4 separate regions of the Mus musculus genome follow, and all the other regions are linked to region 1. The links are chromatin loops, found by intact Hi-C in ENCODE. Cell type or tissue: heart. All regions are shown on one strand. Region 1 overlaps 2210408F21Rik (RIKEN cDNA 2210408F21 gene). Region 2 holds the start of Lncpint (long non-protein coding RNA, Trp53 induced transcript). Region 3 holds the start of LOC115490343 (a long non-coding RNA gene). Region 4 holds the start of Mkln1 (muskelin 1, intracellular mediator containing kelch motifs).

Region 1 (8,000 bases):
AGGGATTGAATTTGTTGCCCTAGGGTTTTTGTTTTGTTTTGTTTTGTTTTGTTTTTTGTTGTTGTTGTTTGTTTTTTGGTTTTTTGGTGAATGACCTCCAGTTAGGAGAATGGAGCCATTCCTGGCTGAGGAAGAGGGAAGGTGGTTGGACTTGGCTGTCTTTCCTCAGAAGTAAGCAGACTTATGTGTCTTTGTCAGGGTTTTGTCTGACTTCCTACATCTTTCTGTTTTGTGAGCTTTGTGTTCAGGAGTCAGGATGGATTCAGCAATACTTGGGGGGGGGGTGCTTTAATCAAGGATTTAATGGGATCCTTGACTTCTCTACTCAAAAGCCTCCCAGTAAGTCCCCATTTCTACTTCGGACGCTTCTGCGGAAGCTTCTGTGATCTGGCTCCGCCCCTCGCACCTCCCCCTTCACCTTCAACTCTCCCAGCCCTAAGCTGAACTCGGCTGAACTGGTTTGAACCCTTCCAACCCTGCAGTATAACACTCCCTTCTCTGCAGCGTCCCAGCACCTGGGCTTGCTCCCGACACAGCTCAGAGCTGCCTCCCCGTGTCCCCTGGGTTCCCTGCAAGCTAAGTGGACCCTTCCTCCGGTCCTCTTGAAGCCCTTTTCCCCAAACCCTGTTTCATGGTGTCCTTCAGCCAGCAAATATGTGTCGACTTCTCAACCTTGGTAAGTCGTCCTCTGAATGAAGGATCATTTCCCATCCCTCCCACACTGTCCAGTGTCAGATGTGACCCACAGTGTCCAAATAATATCCAATCTTTTAGGGGACTGGAGATCCAACTCAGGACCTTACACATGCTAAGTATCACACCACTGAGCTACACTCCTTGACCAACATTCAGTCTTTGTTTTCCAGTCCTGCTAAAAAGCTGTCTGTCTCTTAAAAGCTCTTGGAGTTGGGCTTTGGTGACACATGCTTGTAACAAACAAACAAAAAATCCAGACAAATAAGCAAACAGGAAATAGCTCTTGGGAGTATCAAACAGACAGGTTCAAATCTTAGTTCTGCGTCGTTTTGGAGCAGGACTCCTTCCTAATTCTGATTCTTGCAACCTCTACTTTCTCCATGTGGAAAAGGAAAGACAATAAAACCATTTATGGTATCCGTGCAAATTAAACTGGGATCTTTCCAGTAAAGAACTGAGCCCTTTACGCAGTGAGGAGCTGGCATCCCAGGCTTGAAGTCCTGTTGCCCCAGAGTCCACTGTAAAAGGCCGGTTACAGCTCTAATGTACTGCCAACAGGAAGGCCTGGCCAAAGTGAGCAGTCCCCCAGACCCGTGGGTTGGCAAACTCTGTAAGCAGTCTGCTAGCCTGGACATCTAGGTCTGTGTGGAGGGTGGTGGCCATCTGGTCCAGAATTATGCTATGAAGATAGTACATCTCCACAGCCATGGTGGCTTGTTACAAGAAGTAGGTGGACAAGGCTTGGAAGTAGGACATGAAAGACATCTCTATCTACCATGACAGGTTCACACACTCCAAGTTTTCAGGCTCTGGGACATGTGCTCACCTCCAGAAACCCTTCCCACAAATCCACCATGAGGACCAGGGTTTACCTTTGTAAAGAGAGTTAATGAGATTTTAATGTGATAAAAAGCAAGAAGAGGAGGAGGAGGACACCGTTCCCTCTCACCCTTACCTTCTCTTTATACTCAGAGAACTTAAATATTGAACATTATTCTCTGAGATGTGGATCTCACCCATCGATTTAAGGGCTATCAGATGCATTTCCATTTGCTGAGGCGACCTTCCTCTGTACAGCTACTGCTGCTTCTGACTGGATCTTGCAAGGTTTCAAGAGACTCCTCTTTTTATTTTTTATTATTTCTCTATCTATCTATTTGTTTGTTTGTTTGTCTGAGGCAGGGTCTCACCTGTGTAGCCTTGGCTGGCCTGAGCTTGATATTCAGTCCAGGTTGACTTTGAACTCATAGTGAACTCACAGCCTGCCTCTGTTTCCCCAGTGCTGGGGTCAAAGGTGTGTACCATCATGCCTGACTACTCTTATGGGTAGCACTGGACTTACTTATTAGTCACTAGAAGACATGGGTGAGGATGCTCAGGCACCAGTCAGCTCTATGTGTTGCTAATTTGCTCTTACCTTTAGCCCCTGGTGTGAGATCAGCTCCTCTCTGTCTATCTTAGAAGGGATGCCAATGAGGATACCCCTGTCTCTCTCCTTCACCAAAGTCAGTCACTTTTTCTCATGAGAGGGGGACACAGATCCTGCTCATGCTTTGAGTACACGTTGACACTCACTGTGTAGCGGCTACTAAGGTTAAAGTGGAAACAGCCAATGTCTGTGCTTCTAAACATTTCAATCTAACAACTTGTTGGCAGAAGGAAGAGAAAATGTCTAAGCCAGGACTGCAGGAGGCCGAGTCAGAGACAGTGGTGTCTTAGGCAAAGTTCCAAAGAGGGGTGAGCTGAGCCTTGGGGAGCCAGTGCATGTCTGTCAGGAGATAGACAATAGCTCTCCAGGTGAAGGAACCCAAGTCCAGTTTCTTCTGTTCTTCTCCTGACAGACAGCTTGAAGCCTTTATCTCTATCATCTCTAACCTGTGTGGCCAGCTTCTTCTTGGCCCAAGATCCCTAAGTGTTTATAGCTTTCCTAGCACCCACTCTGACATTAGAACTGACATTAGAAGCCACTGCTTTCTTCCACAGAGCCAACAAGCAGCTGGAGTGGTGTGAGTCCCAGGGTGAGGATGGCAGAGTCTAGGCTGTGTGTGGTGTGTGTGTGTGTGTGTGTGTGGTGTGTGTGTGTGTGTGGTGTGTGTCTGTGTGTGTGTCTGTGTGTGAGTGTGTGTGTGTCTGTGTCTGTGTGTGTTTGAGAGCCTATGAGTGAGTGTGCATTTGGATGGCATACTAGATATTTTTGTGTAGAGGTTGCCACAGAGAGCAGAAATGGAGCTACAAAAAACAAAGTGGCAGCTAGGCACCTCACAGGCAAACTGTTTCGAGAAGGGGAGCCTGAAACATTCCCTGGCCAAAACAAAAACAGGGCAGGAAGTTGCATCATGAGAGGAAGACTGCCAGGGCCATGCTGAAGAGACACAAATGTCACAAAACAAAAATAAAAAGTGTGAGTCTGACTTTGCCGGGGCACACACTGTTACAATTCTTTCTTCTTTATAGTGACATGAAATTACTGAAATCATATTTGGCCGAGCAAGCATGAAGACCACAGAAGGACAGAGATGGGAGATCGTCATTAGTTTAACAGTTACGTACACAATATTTTGTTTGTTTTTGTATCAGCAACTGATTACAACTTAGCTCTGTCCCTCTATGTAAATGTTTTATTCTGCAGAACTTAGAAATATTAAAAACAGGTTATGAAATTGCATCACCGAACCTCATTATTAGCACACACTGAGAAGTTCTAACACACATATGCTAACTATAGTAATGTGACTGATGACATCAGAGCAAGAGAGAGACCCCACTCCCACGTGTGTCACTACATTCATCATTTTGGTTCAAGTAAAAATGTTAGTCTCTTTACTAAAAGGAAGTGAATAGTTAAGTTTCCTTCTGATTAGATTCTGGTAACTGCACATGTGACAATGTTCTAGGAATTGACTTTAGGTAAGACAGTCTTGTAAAAGGTTGAGATAGCTTTTGAATATACTTGATATCTGGGCCTCAGAAAAGCCTTCTGAGTATGTTACTTCAGAAATATAGTCCTACCTATTAGCAGTCTGTCACGATCCTAGAACCGGAGTGGCCTCTGATGATTCGCCCATTTGCCAGGGTCTCAAAGAGTTAAAAGGATGTTGAGATTTTGGCAGCGAAAGGAGGTGAGTTAAGTGGACTTTGGCTACGGTGCAAACAGTACTTCCCCGCTGGATACATTTTTAGCCTGTGCTGTAGGACCAGCAGGAGTAACTGGAGAGGCGTTTGGGTGGACAGGGTGGAGAGGAGCCAAGCAGGCAGAAAAGAGCGGACAGTGAGGACGAAGGCGAGTTCTAAGGGACCCTTGTTTTCTCTGCATGTGGAGGGTGTTCCATTGATAGCTATTAAAAGAAGAAATGCATGGAATGAAAAAGTATGTGTGGATACCCAACTTGGAGCGTAACATAACAGGGTTATGTCACCTTCACTGTGACACGACTTTGGCAGTCTGTAAAGATTCATGGTTTCCAGAAGTGATACGTTTGATGGTGTTTGTTTGGTTGGTTTTTATCTTATGTATATAAGCGCTTTGCCTGTGTGAATTTACATACACTATGGATGTGTGTACCTGGTGCCCTCAGAAACCAGAAGAGGGTGTTGAGCCCCTGGAAATGGAGTTATAGACTGTTGTAAGACCAAGTAGGTCCTGGGAACTGAACCTGTGTTCTCTAAAGAGCAGAACAAGAAAAAGAAAACAAACAAACAAACAAGCAAAAATCACTGGCTGGAGAAACGGCAGTGGTTTAGCAGTGGTTACCTAAGTGCTGTTCCCGTCAAGGACCCTCCCCAGCACCCACAGGATGCAGCACAACCATCTGCAACACCCGCATCAGAGGCTCCACTGCCTCAGTCCTCCACGGCCTCAAGTGCTCTCTTGTACAGTGCTCTTGCCCCACATCCATGAATAACTTAAACTAATAAACTAAAAAGTAAACTAAGTTGCTAAACGTTTGGTTTAGAGTTTGTTTGTTTGCTAGGATTTTTTTTTCCAAGATTTTTTTTTTCATAAGTGTCTGGAGAAGAAATTGGTTTTCTCAAAATTATTAGTTATTTAGAATTATAATTGATACAAATAAGTGAATCTAATGTCTCTTCCATTTTAAAATTACTACTGGGGGTAGCTACTGAGCTGTAAAGCACATTTGACTTTTGCGGACTGAGACGAAAGCAGCAGAGACTCGAGGGAAGATGACTTAAACATCCTGGCACAGACAACACAACCAGAATGCTAACTTTTTATTTCCTAAAGCTACTACCTTCCGTAACACATGTATAAAGGAGCAACCATACCAGAGAATAATCTCAGAGAGAAAAGGGTGAAGAGGAAAGGCACAGGAAAAATCCAAGCCTATTTATTGACTTGTTTCCTCAAGCACTTACTTATTGTGAATGCATGAATGTCCCCACGCCATTGCTTATGTATCTCCAGAGGCCCTCCATCTGGATGTTTACTTGGTCCACAGTATCCATGGATCCTTAATCCTCGGATTCAACCACCAACAAGATATTGGTGGCGGTGGCATCAGTGGGGGGCGGTGGGGAGGTGTTGCGTTTATCCTGAACATTCATGAATTATTTTCTGAGTATTTCTGGAAAGTCTAGCATCACAACAGTTATACGACTTTGATATGATGTGAGGTATTACAGGGTATCTAAAGAGGATTAAAATATGCAGGAAGATGTGCATAGGATGTGTGCACATAGCATGCCATTCTGCAGAACAGACTCGAGCAGCATCATGTTTTGGTCTCCCAGGGAGACTGTAACTAACCCCGTGTGGGAACTAGGGGCCATTGCTGCAGATCTGAAGCCTTGCTTCCCAGAGGCTGAAGGTGCTCCCTGGCCCAGCTTATGTTCCAAGAAACTTATCTTTTTCTGGTGATGTCCCCTAGGAACAGGAAAAGGTGAACTCAGACATGCTATGCCCCATTTTACATTGCAAATCTATAGCTCTTCCCTTCAGTGACTAGCTGACCATTCTTAAATCTTGCTCTTGTGTGCTGAAGAGTGTAGCATCTCTGTCCCCAGAGATTACAAAGGAACTTTGCTCTTTGCCCAAAATACCTCTCTCTCCCAAAGCAGCTTCCCCTCCTCTGAGAAATGCTGTCATGTCAGGCTGCACTGCCCTTGAACCAGACAACTTTCTCTGCTTCTTTATTTGTCTAAATAAAGCTAACCTACATTTGCTGTCTAATTCATTCAGATGCTTGCTCGTGCTATTTAAAGTACCCCTCAAGGCCCCTGAGAAAAAACAAGATGCTTTATCGCCTGTAAGGAACTTTAGCTTTGCTGGTCATCTAAGGGATTCAAGAATTTTAAGAATCCATTGAGCCTGTTCTGACTGGGACTTGAAGAACAAAGGAACGCTTCAGGTTTTTGGTTCCACACAGATTTCATTGACTTGTGCACTGTTGGGATGAGTTGACAGAAAAAGGAGTTAAAATGTAAGCTTGTGTGTGTGTGTGTGTGTGTGTGTGTGTGTGTGCATGTGTCCTTGTCTCTAAGTTTCATGAACTCTAACTTTTCTGAAGATGAATCTGTCATTTTTCATTGTGGTCTCTAGTGACTGATTGGGCCATTGTGGGTTTATTTACCCCTTTGGGAACAACTGTGAAAAATATAAAGACAGCTGTCATCTCAGTAAACTGAATTTGAGTATTTGGTTTGTTGCTACCTCTCCTTTTGGCCTTCATGGGCCATTTCGTTAGAGAATCCTGTCTCTTCCATGTCCCAGAAAAGCAAACGGTACAGAGATCATTGCAGAACAGAATTCCACTGTGAATTTATAAAGGACTGGGCTCAGAGGCCTGGCATTTGCTGTTTGTTCCTTCAGATCCAGAGTGTATGGGATCTGTTGGCTTGCCTTGTGGGAGGGCAAGCCGGTACCGCTCCATTGTCTTAACCACTAGGGCCCCGCTGCTACCTTCAGCTCAAGCTTATTATCAGCATCCACTTATTCAGCCAGGATGCTGTGACGTCCATTGCAGAGAGTGAGTCAGAAGCCACAAGCTAACAGGTCTATTCCTTTCCTCTGTCACCTAGGAAACCAACTCATCATCCACAGGAAATGCAGGCCCCGATGGGGAATGTGCCCAGATCAGGTTAGAAAGCTGGCAATGAGCTTTTCAAAGGAGGTCAAATAATAATGTGCAGAATCGTGTTCTGAGGTGGGAAGTGGACCTAGCCTCAGAAGAGTGGGTGCGGTGGTGGGGAGGGCTAGCCAGCAGAAACAGCCAGCAAGAAAAATTAATCAGCTAAAAGCAAGCAAGATGTCTGCTTTATAAGAACATGTCCAAGGGCAAGAGATATACAGACATGATCTCATGCCCCCAGCAAACAGCACTTTTGACCCAGTAGTTGAGGGTCTTTGGAAGTGGGTATGCTTATGCCATGTGTAAAATGAGAAGAAGAAATTGGTGATGCACCCATCTAAGCTTTCAGTAGTTTGAAATCCCACTATATGCTCGTTATTCCTTGAGTTTCAAAAGTGTGGGCAGTATATTCCCCAGAACTACCTTTCTAAGAGCCACACCCCAGTTTCTCCTGTGCTTCATCACTGTTAGCAGGTGCTGTGTTCTTCCTGACTTTATACCAGTGGTCCATTGTCTCTAGTGTATACGTCTGACAGATCGCAGTATCCAGACGTCAGTGGGTAGCGGTTTAATACGGCTGAGGCTGAGAAAGCCTACCTTTCGTTTTTCATGTTGTTTGCCAAGGTTGTTGTTTCTAGGGAGATTTACACTCCCATTGCTACAGGGGTGAGAGATCCTACATGAGAGCCTGTGCATTCTCCCAGAATCTCCTGTTCTGCACACAAAGGATTTCTGAGTGAAAAACAAACCTCAGTCATCATGTGGCCCAGCCATCTCATTTTTCATACAAGAGAGGTGAAGTGACTGCATAGGGAAGTGGTGTGTAGATTGGTGGCAGGGGACTTCTTCCTGTGGTAGAGAGAAGAGATAGCAAGTTAGATGGAAAGCTCAGATGTATCTCCAGGCCACATAGCTGTATCTAGAATTGTTAAAATCAGTGAGCTGCTTTGATTAATGTATAGAGTCCTAGAGAGGGACAGGTGGCCCACCATGGGAGGGTCAGTCCATTCCAAGAGGATGAGAACCATGAGTACTGGTTGAACAGGGAACAGTGACGGCCCCGAGTGTGTACAGGGGAGTGCAGAGCAGTGATCAGAGTTCCAGTGGTGACAATCTTAGAAGAGTTGAAGGGCATAAGACTACTTACCCTGGAGCCCAGAGGGATTTTTATGGGAGAGGTAGGAGGAGGCGTTGTCAAGTAGTTGAAGAGCTATCTAA
Region 2 (8,000 bases), 110 kb before region 1:
TTCTGATGCGAAGCACTGTGCTAAGCACCGGAGACGTATCCGTCAGCAAGATACATCCTGCCTGTCTCCTTACAGCACACTAAAACACAAAACAAAACACCACCTTATTCAGCTTGTGAGGCAGTCGTTTGGTTTATGCTCCAATTACTCCCCTCCATTTGTAAATAATTACTCATCATTATAGCTATCCTCAACTTCTTCACTCTGCTCCTGAAAGGGAGACCATGAGACCACATACAGTATAAGACCAGCTTATGTAATAACACAGATGTTCTCTAGCTGAAGGCCTCATTCAGGTCAGAAAAAAAAAAGTGTCACCAGCAAGTACCTAGGATCTAGAAATGAGAAGCACTCGTGCCAATGCCCTAGAATCAACAAGACTTCTCTTTTAAAGGTACACTGCCTTCGCTCCAATGTCTGCTTGTTCCATGTTTAGACTCTAAGAGAAGCAAGCCCTCCATGCTGTCCCTTAAGGAGCCACTAGTGGCTATCTACCCACATTTGCAGCAACTCCAACTTCAGTTTCTGCGTCACACAAGCCACCTTTTAACATGAAGAGGCTTGAGGTCCCCAATCTCGTAACATACTGCAAATCAAAAGATTAAAAAAAAAATCTCATCTTCATCTCAGAAAGCCTCACAGGGCTGAGGGGCTCTCACGTAGCTCTGTATACCCCATCTGAAAATTACAGTGTAATGATATCTGACCAAGCATTTGTGCTTTAAAAAAAAAAGCACAGCCGCTGGTAATGCCCATCATTTCTTTCCAAATAAGGGGGAAGTGGCAACGGGAGGGAGCTACTTGCCCAGTGTGTTATCAGTAAGAAAACGCAGTATCCACTCAGCCAAAAAAAAAAAAAAAAAAAAAAAGAACTGGAAAACAAATGAAAAACATTGGTTGTTATTGTTTCGCAAACAAGCATTAGTGGGGCCATAATCTGTATCTCTCACCAAAGGGTGTGTGCTCTTCACCTTACCACTCGGACCAGATGTGGGAAGGGTGCTTCCGAATGAATGTGGGTGAGGGAGGCAAAGAGAATTCAATGGTGACCAATGGAAAGAACTTAGTGCTGGTGTGTACCACTGATATACTTTTTACTTTTTTAAATCATTCCTAACGTTGAAGAGCAGTTGTTTTGGTTTGGTTTGGTTTTTTGTGACAAATACAGTATGATGATCTGTGTCTGACAAAATGAGCCAAGGATGTGCGAAAGGCTACAGGACATTTTTTAAAAAGGTGGGGCTGGAGAGATGGCTCAGCAGTTAAGAGCACCAGCAACTCTTCCCGAGGCCCTGAGTTCAATTCCCAGCACCTACATGGTAGCTAACAACTGTCTTTAACTACAGCCCCATGGGATCTGATGCTCTCTTCTGGTGTGCAGATGTGCATATGCAGACCAAACACCACATATATAAATAAGGTTTTTAAGAACAAGTTCTTCAAGAAGAGGAGGTAACCAAGAAGCAGAAAGGCCATCTTAACAGAGCTATTCGAGAACCCCCCAAGCCCTCGGTTCTTAACCTGGGGACCTCAACCCTTTTGGGGATCACCCTTTCACAGGGGTAGGCTAAAACCATTGATAAACATAGACACATATTGCATTTCATAACAGCAAAATTACAGTTATGCCATAGAAATGAAAATAATTTTATGGTTAGGGGTCACAGCATGAGGAACTATATTAAGGTGTCGCAGCATTAGGAAAGTTGAGCCCACCAGTACCTAAACAGCCTGACAATGCTTAAGAAAAAGGTGTCACTTGTGGTGAGGGCACCAGGATCGACGGGAAGAGCACAGCATGTGGCTGGACAATTAATTATTCCAGACCAGCAACGTTCACATTTATGATGTGCTGGCCTGGGTGGGTCTTCAAGATCGTCGGCTCACCAAACTGCAAGGAATGTGAACACTAACCTTTAAACCCTGGTCTCAAATATACTTACCTGTGCCCACTGTGCAGCGAATGCTATTTGGTGGCAGTCATTAGTATGCATATTCAGAGCTCTTTAGGCCACAGAAGACAACAATGATAATGCAAATAGTCACAAGATTGTTAGAATTAGAACTCTGGAGAGAAACTTGAGTTTAATGTGTTATTTGGTATCACCCGAAGGTATCAACAACCACATTTTCCAAACAAGTACCGGAACCCCCACATCTTAAGGTTCCCATCAAGATCACATGAGAAACAAAACCAAGGAGGAATAAGGGACGTTTGTTTAAAAAAAAAAAAAAAGGCAAAGCTTCTATAATCCAGTGTGTGTGCTTCCTCCAAAATTTTCACGACAGAACTTCTCAGACACTGTACCCAATGGGGGCACTTTGTCCACATCCAAACTATGGCCCATCATGTCGTCCTTACTTATTGAGCATAGATGGAACACAGACGCACCCTCTGGACTCTTCTTCAGTTTACACGTATGTTAAATGACAACGAGCATGAAGATACTATGTATGAGGGGATCCACCTGTTAACTTCAAATTGCTAAAATCCCCCCCCCCCACAGTAAATACTAGAATCAGTAGCCTGAAGGCACTAGTGAATTTACCAAAAGGTGGTTCTCCTTTCAAACAAGGGAACCTTTCCAGATAAAGCTGTAACAACAGAAATCCATGTACAGAAATTCGGGCCCTCGGGCTAGTATGCACTATTCCTAAACTGTTCGCAAAGGTGAAAGGTCTCTCAAGCAACCCGGAGTAATGGTTTCAAATATGAACTCTGGGGCCTGCTCCCATGAGCTCCCGTCAGGGAGTCCTCAAGCTCCACCTCTGCCAGAACCTCCTGTACTTCCATTCCCCCAAAAGTAAAAACTGTTACTCCTCCAGGTTGTCGCCATGTTTGCGCAGTCATCCTGTCTGGCACATAGAGGCCCCATTTAGTGAGAGACCGACATGTTAACTATTGGGGCTATTTTTCATTCTTCGATGCGTAAATACAGATGACTCAACATCTAGCCTACCAAGCTGGCTACCTATCAGTTTTTATTCTTACTGCGTCACAATTACTGGAGAAGAAGGAGGTGAAGAAAATGGCCCTCAGTCCAGACTCTATTTGGATTTCAGTTCCCTAGCTATGAGAGTGGGTATCGGGATTAATTCTAAAGCTCTGGGGTTGATTACACCGTGCAGCCTGGATGAAGAGCTAGATGTAGGTACTTCTGTGTCCACTGATATAACATAACACACCTGGGAGGACGGTCTGCTCGATCCCTCTGTTGAGTCTCCGGCCCGGAGGGGATGGGGTGGGGGGGACAGCCGACTGGCAGGGATGCTGTGACGACGAACCCAAATACTGCTCCAGGGGAACAACTGCGACCAGCCCCACAAGACTGTACCTCGCGGTAGTTTTCGAACTGTTCAGGGTCTGCGACCCTCCCCCGTGTCCCGGTCGCCGGCGCCCAGCCACCTCGCGGCCGCGGCACGTGACTCGACACGCGCCAGCTGCACGCGGGCTCCATCAAAACAAAAACAGAGGAGGCGGGACGGGCGGGGACGCGCGCTCGCCCGCTCGCGCGCGCTCTCGCCACCGCAGCTCGTCCGCCACGATCGCGCGCCTCCGCCCGGCCGGGGGCGGGAGGGCAGAGGGCACCACCCTGTTTACCGCCCGGGCTCGAGCCCTGAGCCGGAAACGGTCTCCCGGGAGCGGGCGCGTGAGTGCGCACCCACCCGCGGCGCGGCTCTGCGTGGGCAGTGAGCAAAGGGCCACGGCGGCTGCGTGTCACCCCCGTCACGACTCTTGCTACGCACTTCGCCCCCAGCCTTCAGCTCGCGAGCTGCCGCGGACCCCTCACGTGGCCGCCTCCTCCCTGACACGCCGTGCCGAGCAAGCCGTGGCTGCGGACCCAGGCGCTCCGGAGTCTTGTCCCCACCCCGCCTCGGACGTCACCCGCCTCGGACCACCCAACCCACACCTTCCGCCCCGGGCGCGCGCGGGAGGGGGTAGATAGCTCCAAGCTGTCAGAAGCCTACAGTGTGTGCCACATGACGAAGCTCGCCCTCGTCCTCGACACTCACGCAGCAGCTTCGCTGCGAGCTGAAACAGACATATTGGGGGGGGGGGACCTGTCTTGATTTTTCTCTTGGTTTTAAAAGCAACCCCCCCCATACATAAGCGTTAGACTTAGCTCTACCTACGCACTCGCTTTGCCTCCCCCATGGTCTCCTACCAAATCCAAGCGACTTACCAAATCCAAATGCCCACCCTACACACCTGCTAGGTAACCTGCCTTCTGGAACCTCAAAGCCCCACCCATCCCGCCTGTGGGGGCAACCTGTGGTGGGGGGGAGTGAGGCAACACGATTAGGTAGTGATAGAGAGGGGGGACATACAACCCCCCATCTCCAGAGCAAGAGGACGCATCCTGCTTCCCTCCGCCAAAATAATAGCCGAAGTCAAAGCTCCGGCTTCCCAGGGGCTGCCTCTCCCCCCACCTTCCCCCTAGAACCAAAACGTCGCGTCCCTCCCAACCGCTCGCCCCCAGCCCTTACTTCTTGTTGACGGCCGAGGTGGGGGGGCGTGGGAGCCATGCATGAGTTGCCTCTAGGTTCGGGATGTTGGTCTCCTCTGAGTGAAGAGGTGGGATCTCGAAATGGAAACAGTCCTCCCTCCCCCCCCCCAACCCCCCCCCGCCGGTCCCTCCCCTCCTCCTCCTCCTCTTCGTCTGTTTACCTCAAGTTTGAATTTTATCTGCGCAACATTAGCTGGAATGCGGACATTGAAAAAAAAAAAAAAAACCACTCGCTCTCAACCCGGCAGCAGCTCCGGAGGAGCCATGTGGCATCAAGCCACCGCAAAGGGGAAAAAAAAGTGCTCTTAGCAACACAAACATGGCGAAATAGCTCCGACATGCCCGTTTCACGCAGCAACCCTACCTTCCTTCGCTCACCCGCCGAGCATCCTGGCCCGCTGCCTCAGGCCCCTTGTGGGGGACCGTAAGGGGGCCCCGGGGACTGCGAGGGTGGACGTCAAGAGAGTCCACCGGGAAAATAGCACAGATGACGCGCCAACCCATCTGCCTCACCGAGAGTGCGGGGACGCTTTTTCCACCCCCAAGGTGGGAGTTGAGCACCAAATCCTGTCCCCAAGTCCTGCTGGACCCGTTTTCCCCACCCTAAAGAACTTACCTTGAGGCTGAACACTACACCGCTTTGCTCTCTTTTCTGGTTCCTTCCTCTGGAGTGAGGAGGAAAATGATGCGCACGTAGATTCCGAGAGCGTATTCTTCTAGAATTTTCCCATGATGGTTGGTGGGGAGCGATGGGGACTCTGAGACAGGTGCGGGGCTGCCGGCTAAAAGTTGCTCAGCGCACCACGGTGGGCGACAGGGTCCCCGGAGCGGGCGGAGGACCCCCACTCTCTGTCCCTGGCGTCGCCCACTTGTCACGCCAGGCTGCTGCGTGCGCTCGGCTGCAGAGGAGGTGGCGTAGTTTCTCTTTCTCCCACCTCTTCTCACTTGTTTTGTAGCCGTGGGCTCCCCTAATGCTTTCCTCTCCACAATGTTGTTTCATTATATCATGTCCATCATGTGACACCGGAGAGGCCTCTCTATGGAAACTTAAAGGGGCTCCCACGTGACTGCAGCAGCAACAACAGCAGCAGGACCGCCGGCGGCGGCGGCGGCAGCATTTGTACCACCACCCACCAGGAGCCCCTCGAAGCATCCCGAAGGGGCTTGTGGCGCTGCGAAAGCCCAGATAAGGGAGCCACTGCATCCGGGAGCTATGGCGTCGGTGCGTGCGTGGAGCCAGTGCTCATTACACAGCAAGCGGAACAGGAGCGTCCTTAAATCCTTTCCTGCAGTCACCAAGCCCACGCTCTGTTAAAATGACATTTCGTGGTTCCTACTTTATTTTCCCCCAAGAGCTGTGAGTTCCCTATCAGGCCTGATTAAATTTTACAAAGTCAAAAAGAAAAGCCAGATTTGCCCTCTCAGTGAGCTCACTCGCAGATCGTTGGTAGAACAGAAATGCCCAGAAAATAACAACCAGAACCGGGCATTTGGTCCATAATTACCATCACTACCAGTTTCGGAGCTTTCTGGAATTACATTCCTCCGGTAACTGTTGATGATGCTCTCAAGAGGCAAAATGCAAGGCAGTTTTTCTCTTCCGCGGCTATATTAGGGCTTTGTTGCTGACAACAGTAAAAACTTGTTTGTGTCAGGAAGTGAGGTATGAAGCCATGACCTGTAAGGTACAGACAAAACCAAAGTGGCAGTTTGGGCACTACTTTTCTGACCACATTCTTCCAAATGGTGACAAGATGACTGCCATAAAATGCGTGCTTGGTTGGAAATAAGATGATCAGGGAAACATGCTTATCCCTTAATCATACTGTGCATGCTACACACTAGAAATTATATATACATATATATGCGTGTGTGTGGACAGAGCGCAAACGTGCATTTTCCTGATATTCCAAACCACCAATTCTGTCCCCACTGCTAGCATTTAACTTAAGTATTAGCGTTTAAAGGCTTATTCGTGTCTAGTGATGTATGGAAACTAAGTTTGAAGTCCTTAGTCTTAATGACTTGCAATGTATGTGTGTGCAAGGTGTGTGGGGGGGGGGGTCTACTTCGAATCGCAATTCTCTGTCTCTACATTTTTATGTACCATGGAAAAACATCCTATAAGTAAAATCTATGATTAAATTGCTATTTTTCTGTTGGTTCACACTTTTCCGTCTTTATAAGGAAAACGGGGTTGGCAGAATTGTGGAAAAAGGATAAGAAAACACTAACTCAGTAACTGAGGAGTGGGATGGGAGAGGACCAACATTCCGGCCTGGCCTTGATTATCCGTCTCTCTCCATCACTTATGAATGCATTAGGTCTCCCTCTAATTCTAACACCCATCCTTATGGCCTTCTAACCTCAAGTCTAATTCTTTCATCCTTTTAACCCTCTTTTGCCTGGACCGCCCAGCTCAGGCTCTTTGCTTATGTACCCAGCTCAGGCCTTCCCAAATACTTAACCCCACCACCACCAGCAGCAGCAGCAGCAGGAAGAAGCAGCTGGTTCTCTTCTCAGCAACCTTACCCCCTTACCTCTCTTTGACCTCCTTTAATCTCCTCCACAGCCTGGCCCTTGACTTCACAGATTCCTCTTACCTTTCTTCACCTGAAATGGCCTGCCCTTTACTGGGGTCTCCTTTACCCCTCCTCTCTGGTCCCATCCCTTCTGCGGGCGAACCCCAGCATTCCTCCACGGCTCGGCCTGGTCAGCTTGAACCACATTTTGTCGGCTTGCCCTGGGCAAAGAGGGAGTTTATGGTGGAAAGTGGGTCCAAGACTACCCCTGGGTTAGACCCCTGCCTTGCCCCATCCGCTCCTCCCAAGCCCTGGTTGCGGCGCTTCCTGGGCGGATGGTTTGGACTTGCTGCTGCAGCTGCGGTTCTGCTGTGTCATGCAAGAAGGAGGCGGCGGCGGCGGCCGGAGCTGGAGGGGGAGGAGGGGAGGAACCTGATCCTCGGTAGCGAAGGGCTGGAGGCAAACACCGAGCTCCCCCTGAGCCGCCTGGGAGCAGGGAGGGTTCTGCTACCCTGAGGGGCCCTCCCCGCGGGGCAGAGGGTAAGTGGGGAGGCGCAGGTGGTCGCCTTGGGAAGGGAGCGCGCAGGGGGGTTAGGTGGGACGGCGGGACCGCTAGGAGCTACCCGAGCCCCAAGGAGTCAAGTGTCCGACTAATAGGAGCCCAGGCTATAGAAGAGTTGGTCTGCCAGTAGCAGCAAGAACTATTTGCCTAATGACAGTTGTCCTTAGCCACACGGTGGGTGGAGTTGTAGATCCCGAACTCAGGACCCATCTAAAGGCAATGATTCACGGTTGCAGGAACTTAATCCCAGCAGCCCTGGCGCTGTAGGACACCCTTGAAATGAAAAGGCCAACACACCCCAGGTTCCTCTAGCCTTTCTGGACTTTCTGGGTTGTCTTCTTCAAATCTAGGGGAAAGGCTGGGAAACTGGCCCAACCCCACTTTAGCCACAAAAATAACGCTCTTGGC
Region 3 (8,000 bases), 48 kb after region 1:
GTTCCTTTCTCCCATCTCCCACCCCTCATCCTCCAGTCAGTGCTCCCTTTCTCCTCAGAAAAGGGGAGTCCTCCCATGGATATCAGCCTGCCCTTTTATTTTCTTGATGGTGTCCTTTGAAACACAAACATTATTATTATTATTATTATTATTATTATTATTATTATTATTATTATTATTATTATTAAGTATACATGTGGAGTACACCATGGTGCACATATGGAGACCAGAGGACAACTTTTGGGAATCAGGTTTCTTTGTCCACTCTGGGTTCTGAAGACTGAAGTGAGGTCAACTGAGCTGTCTCACTGGCCCGTGAAACAGAAAAGCTTTTACATTTAAAACCCAATTGGTCAGGCTAGAGAGATGGCTCAGTGGTTAAGAGCACTGACTGTTCTTCCAGAAGTCCTGAATTCAGTTCCCAGCAACCACATGGTGGCTCACAACCATCTGTAATGGGATTCAATGCCCTCCTCTGGTGTGTCTGAAGACAGTGACAGTGTACTCACATACATAAAATAAATAAATAAATCTTTTAAAACAATTAGTGTTAATTTTGACACTTTTGTTTTGGTGATATAGCTTAGATTCCCTTGCACCTCTGTTCCCTCTAGGGAGATATTTATTTATCTGCGTGTGGATTGAGCACAGGCCTTCCCACATCCTAGACACGTGGTCTACCACTGAGCTATATCTCCATTCCAGAAGAATTTTAAGGGTTTTCTTTTTTTGCCAAGTATTATAGCATACACCATAATCTTAGCAGTCAGAAGGCAGAGGCAGGAGGATCGCCATAAGTTCAGAGCCAATCTGTTCTATATAACAGTTCCAAATCAGCTAGGCTACACAGTAAGACACTGTATTAAAAAAAAATAGAAAAAAAAAAGAAATGTAGTTTTAATTATTACATTTAGGTCAGTGATTCATCTTGACTTGGTATTTTATGAATTTTTAAATTAGAGTACAAAACAATGAGTTTCACTGTGACATCTCCATACACATACACTGTATCCACCTGGATGAGGTGGGAGGAGTACGGTGCTGAAGAGAGTCAACTTCACTCTTTTGCACATAGATACTTGGCTGGCCCAGCACCATTTTTTGAATAGGGTATTTTTAGCTGGGCCTATGCTACAAGTCCTGTAATCCCAGCTAATTGGGAGGCTGAGGCTGGAGCACTGCAAGTTCAAGGCCAACCCAAGCTACAGAATGAGTTCAAAGTCAGCACCGATAATTTAGTAAGGCCCCATGTCCAAATAAAATGTGAAAACCGAGGGACAAGGATGTAGCTCAGTAGTAGGGTGCTTACTCAGCACACATGAGGTTCAAACCCCAGCACCAAAGCCAAACAACAACGAACATAGTTCTTTCTCTCCTATCAAGTTTCCTTTGGTGCCTTGTCTGGAGTTGACCGTAATATGTGGTTTATTCCTATACCATCAATTCTTTGCTGGTCTCCGTAGGAAGATTACTGTAGGTTTTGAAGCTGGGAAATACTTGTCTTCCACCTTCGATCTTTTTCATGGTTGTGTTGCCTCTTCTGGGCTTTCCATGTGACTTTTATAACCAGCCAGTCAAGCTCTGCAAAAGAAAAGATGTTGAGATTTTGATAGGAGCTGCATTGGATGTCATTGTCAGCTTATAAAAACACAGTCAATATTACGCACTTATTTTTTTACCTTAACACACTTCTGAACTTGATGTGTTATTAATTATGGTTCGTTACTGCTTCCTCCCTGAGGCACTGTGTTAGACACTAAAGAAAAAGCAAGGCTGTTCTAAGATGCTTATGACATAGGTTAAACTTACGGATACGCGGAAGTCATGTTAGGAGCAAACAAGGAAGTTGGTAACTGCTAAATGCATGTTACAGAAAGTTGGAATTCTGAAAAGACGCTTCAGGGATGGAGAAGCCTGGAGGGGGAGGGGAAGAGTCAAAGGCTTGCTCCCCGCCTGCGCGCCTTCCTTCCTGTCTGCCTCCTTTTTCTCCTCTTGTTTCCTCGCTCTACTTGCACCTGCCCAATTTCTTTGAAAACTGGTAGAATATAACCAGAGATGGCTGCTGTTTCTCAAACCTGGCTGGTCATCAGAATTTCTTGGAAAGCCCTTTAAAATCTAGATGCCAGTCTCCCGTTGCAGAGCTGCTGTGTCATGCTCCCAGGTGCTGGGTCACAGAAGGACAACTGCATTAGCATTTTGATCTCATTTTCTGCCCGAGTTGGGAATTTCTGGGGTATGGTTATAATTATATCCACATGTGGCTCGGCATCGATCCTCACCCCACTGTACCTCTGATTCTTTTCAGGATAGTCTCGCGTCCAGAAGGTCACAAGGGCACCTGGAGGGCATCGTGAGTGAACCTCTATGGCTTCTCCACTATTGAAAGCACACATTTCTAACAGGGTTCGTTGGTGTACATGTTTATGGAGATGGCCACTACATAAAACAGATGCTTATTGTTCATAAGTAAGAAGTTTATGAACTGTATAAGAACCTTTTGCTATTCTGGCCATGTTTCTCTGAGTCACTTGCAGGATATATATCCATTATCCAGGATTTATGAGGGTTTTTTGTTTTTGTTTTTGGACAGAAATCTGCTTGCTTCTGCTTCCCAAATGCTATGATGAAAGGTGTGTGCCCCAACTCCTGACCTTTTAAATTTTTTAAAAATTGATTTACTTATGAATCTTGAGTGCTCTATTTGAATATACCTGAATGCCAGAAGAGGGCATCAGATCCCATTATAGATGGTTGTGAGCCACCTTGTGGTTGCTGGGAGTTGAACCCAGGTCTTCTGGAAGAGCAGCCAGAGCTCTTAAGTGCTGAGCCATCTCTTCAGCTCTTAATGTTTTTTAAATAAACTAAGTATCTGGTTTCCAAAGTCGTTTGCATCTCAGCTTTTCCAGAAGTAACTGATCTTTTAAAGATACTTTTAACTACACAGAATATTAGCTTGCAGTGTTAAGCATGCATATAAGCAGTATACATATTTTTCTACAGCCCCTTTTCTCACCATGATGCCTTTGAGATTTATGCATGTGACACTAATAGAACTAATCTGTTCTTAAGAACATGTTAATATTATACCATGGAGTACCAAAATAATACTATCCTGCTGTATGACTGTTTTCCACTCTAGGCTCCCAGAAGTAGAAATTCATTATGTCAATAGTTTTGGTGGTGGTGGTTATTTTTGTTTGTTTTTTTTTTTTTTTAGATTTCAGTTCTTCGTGCCACCCACATCCTTGAGTATGTCTCCTGAGACACATATGGGAGTCTGTCTGGGGTATAGATTAGGATGGAAATTGCCCCAAATTGATATGTACCTTTGACTTTACCAGGTTGCTTTAGAGGCTATTCTGCACAGTAGTAGCTTAACCATATTTTTCCCCCTCTCTCATCAATGATTTATGAGAGTGTCTCTTGCTCCACGCTGAGAACCAATGCCACCAAGTCTGTAAAGTCATCAGGCTGGAGAGATTGCTTAGTGGGCAAAGAACCTTGCTGGTGAGCCTGACACCCTGAGTTCCATGTCCCAGACCCACACAGTGAGAGAAGACTTCCTCATGTTGTCCTCTAATCACCACACCTGTGCTAAGGCCCACATCCGCTACATGAATACATGTAATTATTAGGAAATAAACATCTACCTGGGGCTCTCATAGATTCTAATAGCATAGCTTAAGAGGAAAATTGGAAACAGGTTTCAGATGTTTGATGGGTGGAGATCCTCTCTCCCCCACATGTGTGTATGTACAACAGCCTAACGCATTGACACGTGGGTGTTAGTTAACTGTATGTCACTGTGACTACATGCCTGACAGTGTCCGTTTAAGGGAGGGGAGATTTACGCTGGTTCATGGTTTCAGGCACTATGGCCCGTTATGGAAGGGAGACCGTGGCATTGCTGTTGGTTGGGCTTTGGCAGATTATTCACATTCTGGCTGGCCAGGAAGCAGAGAGCTTAATAGGAAAGGGGGCTGGGTTTTAACCTTCAAAACTCCACCCTCAAAGACTCACCTCTGCCAGTTATAGCTCCTGCCACACAGTTTGACAATCTTCCAAAACAGCGCCACCAGCTGGCACCAAGTGCTAGCACATGAACCATGAGAGAGTTCATACTGAACTGCCTACAGACACATCTATGTTGGCTGTGCTTAGATCATCAAGAAAGGTCTGCAAACCTTGCAGATACATATTTTTGTTTGGTTGGGGTTTTGTTTGTTTTGTTGTTGGTTTTGTTTTGTTTTTGAGACAAGGTGATATAGAAATTGCAATCCTCCTGCCTCAGCCATTCAAGAGCTAGAATTATGGACCACCACACCCACCCAGCACTGGAGATGCATTTGAAAGACAGCAGGATGTGATTTGCCAGTCCATAGGGTGGAACTTAAAGCCCTACCTTTGCCAGTTACACTGACAGGAGGTGGTTGGTCCCTTTCTCGATGCTTAGGACAGGGTACCCTTTAGAGCCGCCTGGCAGCCTGCTGGGCGGTGTCACTGTGTGGCTTTTTCAAAGCCCAGAGGAATCTGAGACGCAAGTGAGAGGAACGATGCGTGAAAACAAAAGGCAGTGGAAAGAGTGACCAGCCAGCAGGCTCCGGCAGGCTAGAACGCTCTGTCCTTGTTATTGCTGCTTCATGAAAATGCCGCGGGCCTTCTGGCAGGGTCTACAAGGTAGAAGCTTCCTGGGAAAACAAAGACCAGGGATGCGGACCTGGAGGTTGGGGTTCTAGTTTCCCACTTCCCTATGGATGCTCCACAGAGAGGTCAGAGACCCCAGCGCCCCCTGTGTCTGCTGACCTTTCTTCTGTCCTGGCTGCTTTCCCGAGAGGTTTTTCCCTCCCACTCACAAGCAGCGAGCTCTGGTCTCAGAGGCCTAGCAGGACTCAACTGGAAGAGAGGCTGGGTGGTGCCTGCTGTCGGTAGAGAGATCTAAAGGTCAGCAGAGGGGAAGCAGCCGGGCCCTCCATCCTGGCCAAGGCGCGTTTGTCACAAAGCAATGACTCTGCTTGAGATGTCCTCATTCCCCCTGTTTCCTTCTGAGCTCGGAAGGACTGGCTACTGCCACACTAAGGCAGCCTCTCTTCAATCTTCAAGAAACCAGGAAAGGGAAGAGCCCGAGTTTCTACTCCTTGGAAGAATTCTGGATTCACCAGAAGTCATCCTTCACATTCCCTCTTCAGAGTCTCCTTTCTTTGATCTATAAAATACCAGATTGCAAAGAAGGGACTTAGTCCACATTCTCCTTTTGTCTTAAAAAGTGGCTGTGAGGACAGCGGTAAAAATAGACCTTTGCGGATACAATAGGACTGAGTAGGGTGTGGTTCGCTGGCAGCTGCACAAGCCCTTGTTTCTTTTGGTCTTGGAATGTTCCAGACTTTGCCTCTGCCTGGTGAAATCCTAAAACACTAGCTTCAAAGTGGCTCCTTGGGAGTGAGACTCCTGTCTCTAGAGTCAGCCATTCCCTTCTTTCTGATCCCCTAGCACTTCACTCTTACAAAAGGCATACATTGGAGCTGTGGAGGGGGGGTCTCAGGAAGACCCCCCTCCTTTCTCTAGACCCTCTCTCTCCTCTCTCTGTCTGTCTGTCTGTCTCTCTGTCTCTCTCTTTCTCTCTCTCCCTCCCTCCTTTTCAGTACTACATGGTGGAAAGGGATTGAGGAAGACCCCCGACATCCTTCTGCATACATATACATATACACACAAATGTATACACACACATGCACACAAGCATATATAACATCATATTTTGTTATAATTGCTTATTTGGGATTATGCCTTATTGCTTTTCCTCAGCATCTATAGACTGTATTTTAGCATCATAGTTCCTTAATAGGTGTTTATCATATGAGTCAAGGTTTCTTGGCACTTGTATTTCTGTCTCAAGTGTTTATTTTGTCTGTTTGACTGCGTGCTTGCTGATTTTTTTTTCAGTGCTGTGGACAGGTATTCCTGTCCACACTCAGGAATTCAAACACACTAAACAAGTAGTCTACCATTGCATACCCCCTCTATCCCTGCCTCTGTTTCTCAATTAGCCCTGGCCTCTTCTTCCTTAGGGTGAAATGCTGGCCGTTTCAGTTCAATGTAGAATACAGGGTTTGCTAAAATGAAATGTAATTTCTTTCCTAAGGAATTGTTCTAGTAGGAATGTGTTTCAGATAGATCACTTCTGCTACAGGTACAGGAACTGTTTTCAGGAAACATTGCCACCATTACCTCCGAGAGGCAAGTTAGTGGTTGTTATTTTCCATTTACAGATGGGCAATTGGAAGTTTTCCTTTTCATTTACCAATCACTCTGCTTAAAGAAGTATGTGAGGAGTGTTGAGGGTTCCCAAGGTGTGAGAGACGGCTCTGAAGAAGGTTATCCTCCTCTCTGAAAGAAAAGACATTTGCACATGAAGGCAGCTGTGATTTGGGAGCCGTGATGTGAGGTGTGTGAATGGTCCCAGCAGAACTTCCAAATGGAATATAAAAGGTAGGTCAAAGAGTGTCCAGCCAGCAGGAGTGTGGCCATCACTGTGCCGTTTGAGGTGGATAGATTCTGTGCTGTTTGGTGTCCATTTGGCCTCTGTTGGTTTCTTGTGACTGCTGTAACAAATTAGCACAAACTGGCTGACTTAAAACAACAGAATTTTATTTTTCTTCCAGTTCTAGAGGCCACCAGTCTAAAATGAAGGTTTGGGCAGGGTCAAAGTCTCTTGAGGCTTGGAGGGGGCAGGGATAATCGGTCTCCTGTTTCTTCCAGTTAGTGATAGCCTCAGGCTTTCTTTGGTTCCTGGCCACTCCAGTCTAATCTGTTTCTGTGGTCACATGGACTCCTCCAACGTTGTAAACCTCCCCCTGCTACTCCCTGTAGGAATGTGTGTGACTGAACTAAGGTCCCACCCAGATTGTGGGCTAAGCCTCCCCTCTCATGACCCTCAACTGAAATCACGACTTTTGCCATGGAATGCAGTAAGTACCATTGGGTTCTGGAATCAGGCTGTGCACATTTACTAGGGGACAGGGAAGACTATATTCTTCTCTGCCCTGGGCTGTAGTTGATAATCTGTTACCCCCATGCTATGTCACCTGGCTTCCTTTGTCCTCTGGCTAACCCTTGGGCTTTCGAATGGGAGACATTAGTAAATCTCAGAGAGGAGGAGGAAGAGGCAGTGAGGCTCCCGTCTTTAGCAGGGTGCTCTCATGATCACTAGCAGTGATAGCCATGTTCTGCCATACTTCCTGTTCTTTCTGGGACTCTGTTCCCTTTTCTCTTCATCCCTGGCTTCTACTAACACGATTCTGCTAGTGCCTAGCACCCTAACTACCCATAACTCTGCCTATGCCCTGTAGATATGTCCTAACCACCTGATTTTCAAAGCCTCAGTTGATTATGACTTCAGGTTCCTGCCATGATCTGGGCTGATAAAAATCTCAAGAGGCAATGCCATTGTTTCAACAGAGCTAAACTCAGGGGACCACAAGCTATGCTGAAACAGCATGAAGTGCTGTTTCTATATCCTGCTGGTGTCTTGCTGTCATGACTCTTACCTCTGCTGGCCTTGCTCCATGGTGCTTCTTATTTTATTTTATATTTTATTTCATTCTTCCACCCATGCCATCTGCTGCCGCCCTGGTGTCTGCCACCGTTGACCGTGGCTGTCATCTTCCATGTGCCATTTATTTATTTATTTATTTATTTATTTATTTATTTATTTGGTTTTTCGAGGGTTTCTCTGTATAGTCCTGGCTGTGCTGGAACTCACTCTGTAGACCAGGCTGACCTTGAACTCAGAAATTCGCCTGCCTCTGCCTCCCAAGTGCTGGGATTAAAGGCGTGTGCCACCATTCCCGGCCTTCCATGTGCCATTTAGTTCAGTGCTGATGCCCTCTAGTTTTATTTCACACCCTGTCCCTTAAAGGGGCCCAGCTGGGTCAACAGTTATTGTCCCAGCATCATCAAAGAGTAGATTTAGAAGGATGAGAAGTTACTAAAGGTTTTTAAACATG
Region 4 (8,000 bases), 77 kb after region 1:
TCTCAGGGTCTTTATTACTATTACTTGGCTACATTTGATATTTGAATAGTACCTCATAGTTTATTAAATTTATTCCCAAATATCAACTCATTTTGGAAGAATTAGGATCAAACAGGATGGGCTTTTGAACCAACGAGGGTCTGCGTGTACCACCGAGAGCTGGGGCTCTTTGGCTAAAGCATTGCATCAGTCAATGATGCTTTAAAGGCCTGGAATTTTTCAAAACCAGTCTTTTATAGTGGTTGGCTCTTCCTCATCACATATAGGCATTAGCTCAAATATTACCTTTTTTTTTAGGGAACCTGGTCAATTTAAGAATTACTCTAGACTAATCTCTTTTTAGCATGTACGACTATCTAGATGACTTATATATGTGTTGGCCGAACAGAACATGGTAGCTTTATGAAGTGCAGCCTTGTCTGGCTCTGCTGCTCACCCTGGTCTCCCTAGCATCCGGGAATGCCTGGGGCATCAGAGCTTTCCTTGATAAGTCTTCCTCTGGGGGGGGGGGGAGGGAGAGAGAGAGAGAGAAACCTGAAAACCCCTAAGATAGCGACCCTCTGGGAGAAGTACTCACACGGGCCTCTGGGGGACAAGAAGACTGGCTCACTGGGGCTGTGTGCTGCCATCACACTGTTGATCCTCCGGCTCCATGATGGTTTTATAGACCCCCTCTGTGAAGTACAATGGTACAGGGTGACTGTCTGGCTGCTGTCTGTTCCCAGGCCTCTCATGTGCATCTCTGGATACAATCCCATCACCCACAGTCATGCTCCAAGGCGGAGGAGGGTAAAGATGGACCCCTAGAAGTCTGATTTGTCAGGGATCTCCTGAGGAGTCTGCAGGTTCCTGAGTCTCCAATTTTATTTTAACATTTCTACAAATTTTGGGCTGAGTATCAACACACCTGTTTGTATTTCTGTTAACACAGGAGCACCTATTTGTGTCACAAGAAAACCGTGCTCTCCTTATGGTGAGTGGCCTCACACTGTGCTCATGTCTTAGGGACATTTACAGTGTGTGACACTCAGTTTTCCTATGTAGTACCCCAGCCTCTATCTGAAACTCAGCACAATTTATTTCTTCCTCAGTGAGCACTCACTGAGCATCTACTATGTACTAGGCTACACTCCATTGAGACTACAAACCATAGATATGACTGGGAACCGGATATGCGTGGCTCCTACCACAATGGGAGTTATCTTTTCAGGACAGAGAAACACAAAAGAACTAGAAACACAGTGTGGTGATTGTTAAACTAAGGGAGGGGAGTCCGGGGGTTAAGGGAAATGAAGAAAGTGTCAAGTGACCATAACGTAGGTGATGGGGTAAGATCTCCTGAGATAAAATGATCTGAAAAACAAGCAGGGTAGAATGTGGGGTGGGAGGTGTTCCAGGCTAGGAAGAGACCATGTCTTGAGGGCAGAGAGGATATGCACCACGGAAGTAGCAATTTGGAATGCGTGGTTAGTGTCATGGAATAGAGTGCTGGTGCGGAAGGGTGTGTGTGTGTTCGCGCACGCATGTGTAGGGAAGCAGGAAAAGGAGAGAGGCTGAACACTCATTGAAGAGCTCACTGGTAAGCCATTGATAATGGAAGGGAAGAGAAAGCCACAGAGGAGCTGAGCATGGTGACCCCCGTCCTCAAGAGAAGCAGAGGTAAGAAGTACTCTGCAAATTCGAGGCCAGTTAGGTTTACGAAGTAAGATTCTGTCTTGAAAACAACAACCATGACAGCTCTCCCCTCTCAAACAAACAAACAACTGCAGGAAAGTCTAACACTTGAGAAGAGTTGGTTTAAAGCTGCATGGCGGGTGAGGTGAGGAGAAGCACCGAGTAAAGCTGGGAGCTGGAGAGTGGCCTCCCCAGGGAAGGAGGAGGTCATGCCAATGGTCATGCCAATGTCCAGTGCCAAACAGTCACACCTGAAAACGTAACTCAGGTAACATTATACGGACTCAACCGGTTATACTGGAGAATAAATATTTATATACAAGTACATATATGCAATAACAATTAATGAAAAAGGGGCCATAAATTTGAATAGTAGGGACAGCTATATAGAAGGTTTGGAGGAAGGAAAGGGATGGGAGAAATACTGTAATTGAATTACAATCTCAATAAGAAGAATTGGTTTATATCTGTTTTTCACATTATATAGTTGATCAGGAACTATACAATTCTCTGCCTGGAAGAAAAACAACAACAACAATAACAACAACAACAACAATGACTTACTAAGATCCAAAAAGAAGAGGAATTAGCAAATTGTGGGTCCTCTAACTGGAGTGAATCCCCATCTTATCTTCTCCCTTTTAGAAGACAATCTTTCCCTCCAAGATAATTTCTCTGTAACTAACTTCCTCCATGGTAGGCAGTTATCTAACTGAAGTCAGTGGGGTTAGAGCATTACCTCAGGGGTCATTACCTCAGGGGTCATTACCTCAGGGGTCAATACCTCAGGGGTCATTACCTCAGGGCTCATACTCATTCCCAACAAAGTCTTAAACACTGAGTATACTTGTGGTCTAGCTGACATTGCTAGTGGTATCATAGTAGAGGCTACTGCTAAAATTTCACCAATGGAAACGAAGCCAATAAAGAATTGGAGAGATTTGATGGGCCGGTTAACGATCATAATCAAAAAGAGTAAAACTATTGGATCATTTATTGAGATACTCTTTGCTTGAGTTTTTAATATCCTCTGGTTGACACAATGATGCAATCCAAACTTCCAGGAGTCCAACCTCTTAGGCAGGGAGTGACACGATTTTGGGTGATGCCGCTAGGTAAGCAAGGGCATATTTATAACCCTGACAAACAGGTACTAGACAGGAGCATTATCTAACTTTGCCACCTATTTAGGCCAGATGTTCCTTTTGTGATAAAAAGCTGGAATGATGCCTGCTGTCAGGCTTCATGAACAGTATGTATGTTGGAGGTGGGTGGGGTGTACTCATTATTCCTTCTGAAGAAGACGCGATCTTTTCTCAAACATCTCTCTCTTTCCAAACATTTGGGCTAAATTTATGTTAAAATTCAAAGCAAGCAGATTTAATGCCGGAGACAAATGATGGCACACAACTTTCCAACTCTGAGCATCTTCCTGGTATGTGGGCGAATGTCATTTCTGGGTACAACGATGCCATCAGAATATTAGTAAGAGAGGCCGACAAGAAATGTTTACAGACTGATAGCAGAACACACTAGCTGTTCCTTTATCTTGCCTCCACCTGACCCTTGAACACGGTGACAAGGACATTTTTACCCCAGGTCAACTGCAGAGACAAAGGCCATACGTTATTATTGCACTTCAATTCTCCTCACCTCTGTTTCCGGAGAGGATTTATAAACAGGCTAGAGCAGTGGTTTCCAAAGTAGGAAAGATGGAAAGATATTCCCTTCCCAAGCTCATCGAATTTTCCCTTCCTATTCTAGGAGACGTTTCTTTCTTTTTTTTTTTTTTTTCAAAATGTCCTTGGCTTTGTCTTTACCTGAGCTTGTATGAAAAGTCCTCTGTGCCACTCCTCTGCCAGCCTCACAGGAAAGGAAAGCCTCCCTGGGAGGGTCAGCTAGGAAAGGACAGCGTGGGAAACCCGAGGAAGCGGCCTCCAAGCAGCCAGTGCCGGCCCTGCGCGGTCGGGTTCCCGGCGCGGCCCCTTTAAGAGCAGGCCCCGTCCCCGCCCTCCTCCTGGCGGGGCTGGCGCTCGGTGGTGGCCGCTACGGTGCTGACAAGATGGCGGCTGGCGGGGCTGTTGCTGTGGCGCCGGAGTGCCGGCTTCTGCCCTACGCGCTGCATAAGTGGAGCTCCTTCTCCTCCACCTACCTTCCCGAGTAAGTGCGGGGCCCCGCGCTCGAGCTGTCGGAGCCGCTCGGTGAGAGCGCGGCCCGCCAGAGCGTGCGGTGTGGGGAGCGGAGCCGAGAGAGGCCCAGGCGGGGCCTGTGACGGGGAACGCGCGGCCTCCGGAGCTTCTCAGTGCGGCGGCCGAGTGCTCCGGCCTGGCGGGCCGAGGCCGGGCTGAGGGCCCGGGAGCGAGCTCCGGGTGGCGGCGGCGAGGCGGGCTTGCGCAGCGGGAGGTGAGGCGGAGCGGAGCGGGGCTCCGGGCCCGGGCCGCGGGCGAGCCTCCCCCGCCGTCGGAGGTGGTCAGGGCGACGACGGGGGCCCGGTCCTTCCCGGACGGCTCGGACAGCGCCGGAGTTCCTGAGCCCGCAGTAAAAGTGCTTAGCTCTGCACGAGTGGCGAGAGAAGTTGGGGAGTCCATCCGCACCCTGGCGAGAACTTGGAGGACTGGCAGAGGGGTGTCTTGGCTTTTTTTGGACGGGGGGGGGGGCTGGAAGTTCTGAAAAAGATAGGGAAGGAGGGCAGGTCTGGGGGCGTGCGGCTTGCCCGAGGGCACCACCAAGTCAGCAGAAATGGCCTTAGGAACACAACGAGGAACGGGTGCAGTTTTCCGTTGCTATTCGAATAAAATTGCTACATCTCCGGAGTGTCCTGAACAGGGAGTGTGTTCCATTCGTATTTTTAAAATTCCTCCCGTTTGTTCAGATTGGATTTCTCGAGTCCAGTCGGTCAGGACTCTGGAAGTTGAAGCTGCGGGTGAAGAGTCAGCCTCCGCGGACTGCCCACCTGCCCTCCTCCTAGTCACCAGGTCAAGGGTTGGCACTGAAGCCTTGTAGCTCCCGCCCAATGAAGGCTGACCTGTGGTCTGATCTGGCCGGTTGTGGCCTGTTGATAGCTGGTACATGGCCACATCTCTGATTGATATTGGAACCCAGCTTTTAATTTGAGGGTGAGCTGGATAAGCACCGACCTTCATTTGAAGTGGACTTGTGGCTGTTCATTCTGTAAACCTCTGTTTTTTTGTTTTTTGTTTTTGTTTTTTTTTGGTAGTTTTTTCTTTTGGAGGTGTGTGTGTGGTTGTTTGTTTTGGAGGCCTTTTTAAGGTTGTTTGTTTTGACTGACTCCTTTGAATCTGAAGATAACATTTTTTTTTGTGTCTAGGTTAGAGAGTTGGTGGTGTGTCACTAACTACCTCGAATGACTTTTTCCACCCCCAGGTCTTTGGTTAGATAACTTACACTTTAGGTTGTCTGCCATCGCTTTACCTTCTGGTGTAGGCATGAGACTGGGATAGCCCAAATCCCAGTTGCATTACCTGTTGTATGGGCATGTTAAGGAGAGAGGCATTTCTAAAAGGAGTCTTGATCTGGTGGGATAGTGGTTTTAGTCAGCCTCCAGTTTGGAGTGGGGACAGCACCTGCTGTTCCAGTTGGACTGCAGCTGGAAGAAGCCATTGCTATAGCTTCCTTAAGGCCACAGAGAAAACAGTTTATTTGCACTTAGTACTTGCACTTAGTGTATCTTGTTTAACCACAAAGACATTTCAAACATATAGTATAGTTTTAATTTTAAAGCCCTTTAGAGTTAAGCAGTCCGGAGTGAAGGAGTGCAGATGAGCATTAGGAAGCTTGGGTTTGAGAACTTTGTTAGGCAGGCTGGTGTGTGTCTGCCTTAGTTGTAAAATTCTTGGTTCTGAACTTAGGTTAGCAAGTATACGTCTTTGTATGACAGGAAGTTTAAGAAAGAGATTGGTTTCCCCGCCCCCTAAAATGACCTCTAATGGGGTGAAACAGTGGAAGGTATTATGAAATGTCTCAAGCAGGTGTGATTTTTTTTTAAGGTCTAGCCAGCTATTTGTTGAAATTGTTCAGCAAAGAACAAATATTTATTGATAGAAATCTAGGCATTTTGGGGTGATGGTAATAATTACAAAAAATGGCAATTACTTATGCCTTTCACATGCTAATCTTTATGAATACTTCAAGTGTTTTAGCTCATTTAAACCTTAACAGTCTTCTAAAGAATCCCAAAAAACTGGGCATGGTGTTGGGCCTGGATGGAGATGCCTGTAATGCAAGCCCTTAGGAAGCAGAAGCAGGAGAATGACAAGTGTAAGGCATCCTGGGCGACATAGTAAAGTAAGGCCAGCCTGGGCTGTGAGATCTGTGTTGTCACCTGTGACCTCAGATCTCCATTTTCCAGATGAGCAAACAGGGATGAGAGGTTCAAATTTGCCTCTGGTCATCCACCTAGGTGAGGACAGAGCTGAATCCAGAGGACCTGCTCCACAGTTCTCCACCCAGTGTGCTTTCTTGACTGCTTTTGTCTGAGGGTTTGTAGAGATTAGAGGGGATTCTGTTAAAGGCGCTTGTGTTAAGTTGTTTATAGACACATACCGGCTGGAGAGAGTTTGTGAACAAGCTTGAGGACCTGAGTTCAAATGCTAACATAGACAGTCTTCAGTCTTGTATGGTGCACTTGTGACCCCATTGCTCTTGGTGGGGTAGAGACGGGAGGATCCCTGGGGCTAACTGGGTACCAGCTTCTAGGTTCAGCGAGAAAAGGAACAAGGCAGAGAGTGATAGAGTAGGCTACCCTGGGTCCTCCTCTGGCCTCTCGGGTGCACAAACACAGTTATCTCTGTACACATAGGTGCATATATACTACATATGGCTAGAACCCTCCCTCCCACCCCCATGAAGTCATGAAAAGGATTTCAATCTCAGATTTCTTTCTAGGACTTCTATTTTTTTTCTAATGCAAAAAAAACTATTTGGACCTTAAAATGTTAAAACAGGTCTAGTTAAAGATCACACTTTTTTTTTTAAGTTTAATGCTAACACATTGGCCTTTTATTTTTCAGTGTGTTTAAATGGATCTTCCTTTATTTTACTTTTTCTTCTGAAATGTATTCCTAATTTTGGAATTAAGAGAGGTACATGTAAGTGACACATGATATGATAACATACTACATGTAAAACCATTTTATAAATCATTGATCTGTATTCTTGACTGTTTATTGTTGTAGGTTATAGCGATGCTGGTGATAGTTTGTTGGGTGTTTGGTGTTCCTGAGCTGCTTTGTTCATATAGTGTTTTTATTCTTAAGCTCAGTGTGCAGTGAGCTTCCTATGTTCTGCAGCTGAGGAAGCTGAGGTCAATATGTATGGACTTGCCCACAGCATACAGCTTTCCAGGGGCCTCTTACACGTTCTTATTTTAAAACAACTCCACCAATAACAAGCAATTATTAAGTGTCTTCTGTTCTCAGATTGTTCTGTGCAATTAGATATGTTTAGTATTCGCCCCAACTCCAGTATGAGTGTGATATTATATTTTACAGCTAGGGAATGGAAGATTTAGAGAGGTTAACTAGTTTAGGTCTGGGGTCTAAGAGCATTGGAGAGAGGACTCTGGTCCCGGGCTTTCTGACTTCCCTTCACAAGCTCCGTGAGCTGCTTCACTGTGTGATATGGCTGCTCTGTGCTTACAGACAGGATTTGCTTGGGTCACTTCTCCAGCTCTGCACTCTGTAGCACACAGCTTGGCTTCTAGGCTCATCTACCTCCGCTCCATTGCTCTTGTTGATCTTGGTGGACATCCCATGGTACTGGCATCTCCAAAACTGCTGGGGTCTTGCTGCAACTAGACTACACTTTAACAACTAGCCTCTCATAGGCTCTCTTCATGGTGCCAAGCCTCAGCTGCTCTCATGACCCCTTCATGTCTTCAATCTAGGGTCTAGGGTGACTCTTACACAGTCTGGCCACCAACATGAGATTCTTCCTTGGCTGTCTCTGGAACACAGCTTCTTTGTTCTCTCAGAAATTACTTCCCAGAAGATTTCACTCACTGATGCTGGTCTTTTCTTAATCACCGCTAATTTCTTAGCTCCAGCTAACCAGCATCACTTGTCCCTGTGTGTGCTAGGCAAGTCCTCTTTCATTGAGCTACATCCCTGGTTTTATTGGTTGTTAATATTTTCTTTCTTTCTCTCTCTCTCTCTCTCTTTTATAACAGAGAGGTGTACCTCGGTAATTCTGTGGTTATGAATCTGAATTTTTCCTTTTAGTTCTTTAAGAACTGTATGTTTTGAAGTCATTACTAGATGTATACAGACTTACAGCTTTATCATTCTAGTAAATTGGGCCTTTGAAAG

Evidence for each region. A loop is a pair of places that touch in the nucleus more often than their neighbours do. Peaks named below come from ENCODE experiments on the same cell type or tissue, not always from the same donor. Only the 100,000 strongest peaks of a DNase experiment are listed, where the experiment ranks them.
Region 2: it touches region 1 in a loop (4-fold over the local background); 12 of 42 quality-filtered maps call a loop at or near these places.
Region 3: a loop joins it to region 1, with 1.9 times the contacts of the local background. A loop is called at or near these places in 7 of 42 quality-filtered maps.
Region 4: a loop joins it to region 1, with 2.5 times the contacts of the local background. A loop is called at or near these places in 6 of 42 quality-filtered maps.

Annotation. Positions count from the first base shown.
Region 1 is chr6:31,318,240-31,326,239 of GRCm38, forward strand. The region is part of intron 2 of 2210408F21Rik (RIKEN cDNA 2210408F21 gene); the gene reads left to right. Among named protein-coding and RNA genes, the nearest start is that of Mkln1os, 77 kb to the right of the region's middle. In heart, CTCF peaks have their summits at 554 and 3,904; DNase peaks (open chromatin) are centred at 472, 3,032 and 3,862; H3K4me3 peaks cover 666 bases; H3K27ac peaks cover 526 bases.
Region 2 is chr6:31,212,950-31,220,949 of GRCm38, forward strand. Lncpint (long non-protein coding RNA, Trp53 induced transcript) reads right to left here and starts at 5,525. Exons shown (of 4, transcript NR_110471.1): 1 at 5,125-5,525. 2210408F21Rik (RIKEN cDNA 2210408F21 gene) reads left to right here and starts at 7,402. Exons shown (of 6, transcript NR_040262.1): 1 at 7,402-7,570. In heart, CTCF peaks have their summits at 487 and 3,577; DNase peaks (open chromatin) are centred at 3,582, 3,892, 5,472, 7,412 and 3 weaker places; H3K4me3 peaks cover 4,380 bases; H3K27ac peaks cover 3,257 bases; H3K27me3 peaks cover 4,431 bases.
Region 3 is chr6:31,366,012-31,374,011 of GRCm38, forward strand. It overlaps Mkln1os (muskelin 1, intracellular mediator containing kelch motifs, opposite strand), which reads right to left. Exons shown (of 3, transcript NR_040300.1): 3 at 874-1,581. LOC115490343 (a long non-coding RNA gene) reads left to right here and starts at 2,793. Exons shown (of 2, transcript XR_003956274.1): 1 at 2,793-6,483. In heart, CTCF peaks have their summits at 2,727 (motif pointing right), 4,084 (motif pointing left) and 7,546 (motif pointing left); DNase peaks (open chromatin) are centred at 4,610, 4,920, 5,340 and 6,830; H3K27ac peaks cover 1,547 bases.
Region 4 is chr6:31,395,121-31,403,120 of GRCm38, forward strand. It overlaps Mkln1 (muskelin 1, intracellular mediator containing kelch motifs), which reads left to right and starts at 3,708. Exons shown (of 18, transcript NM_013791.2): 1 at 3,708-3,834. The coding sequence starts at 3,737. Mkln1os (muskelin 1, intracellular mediator containing kelch motifs, opposite strand) reads right to left here and starts at 3,653. Exons shown (of 3, transcript NR_040300.1): 1 at 3,495-3,653; 2 at 578-674. In heart, a CTCF peak has its summit at 3,678; DNase peaks (open chromatin) are centred at 3,681 and 4,671; H3K4me3 peaks cover 2,413 bases; H3K27ac peaks cover 2,286 bases.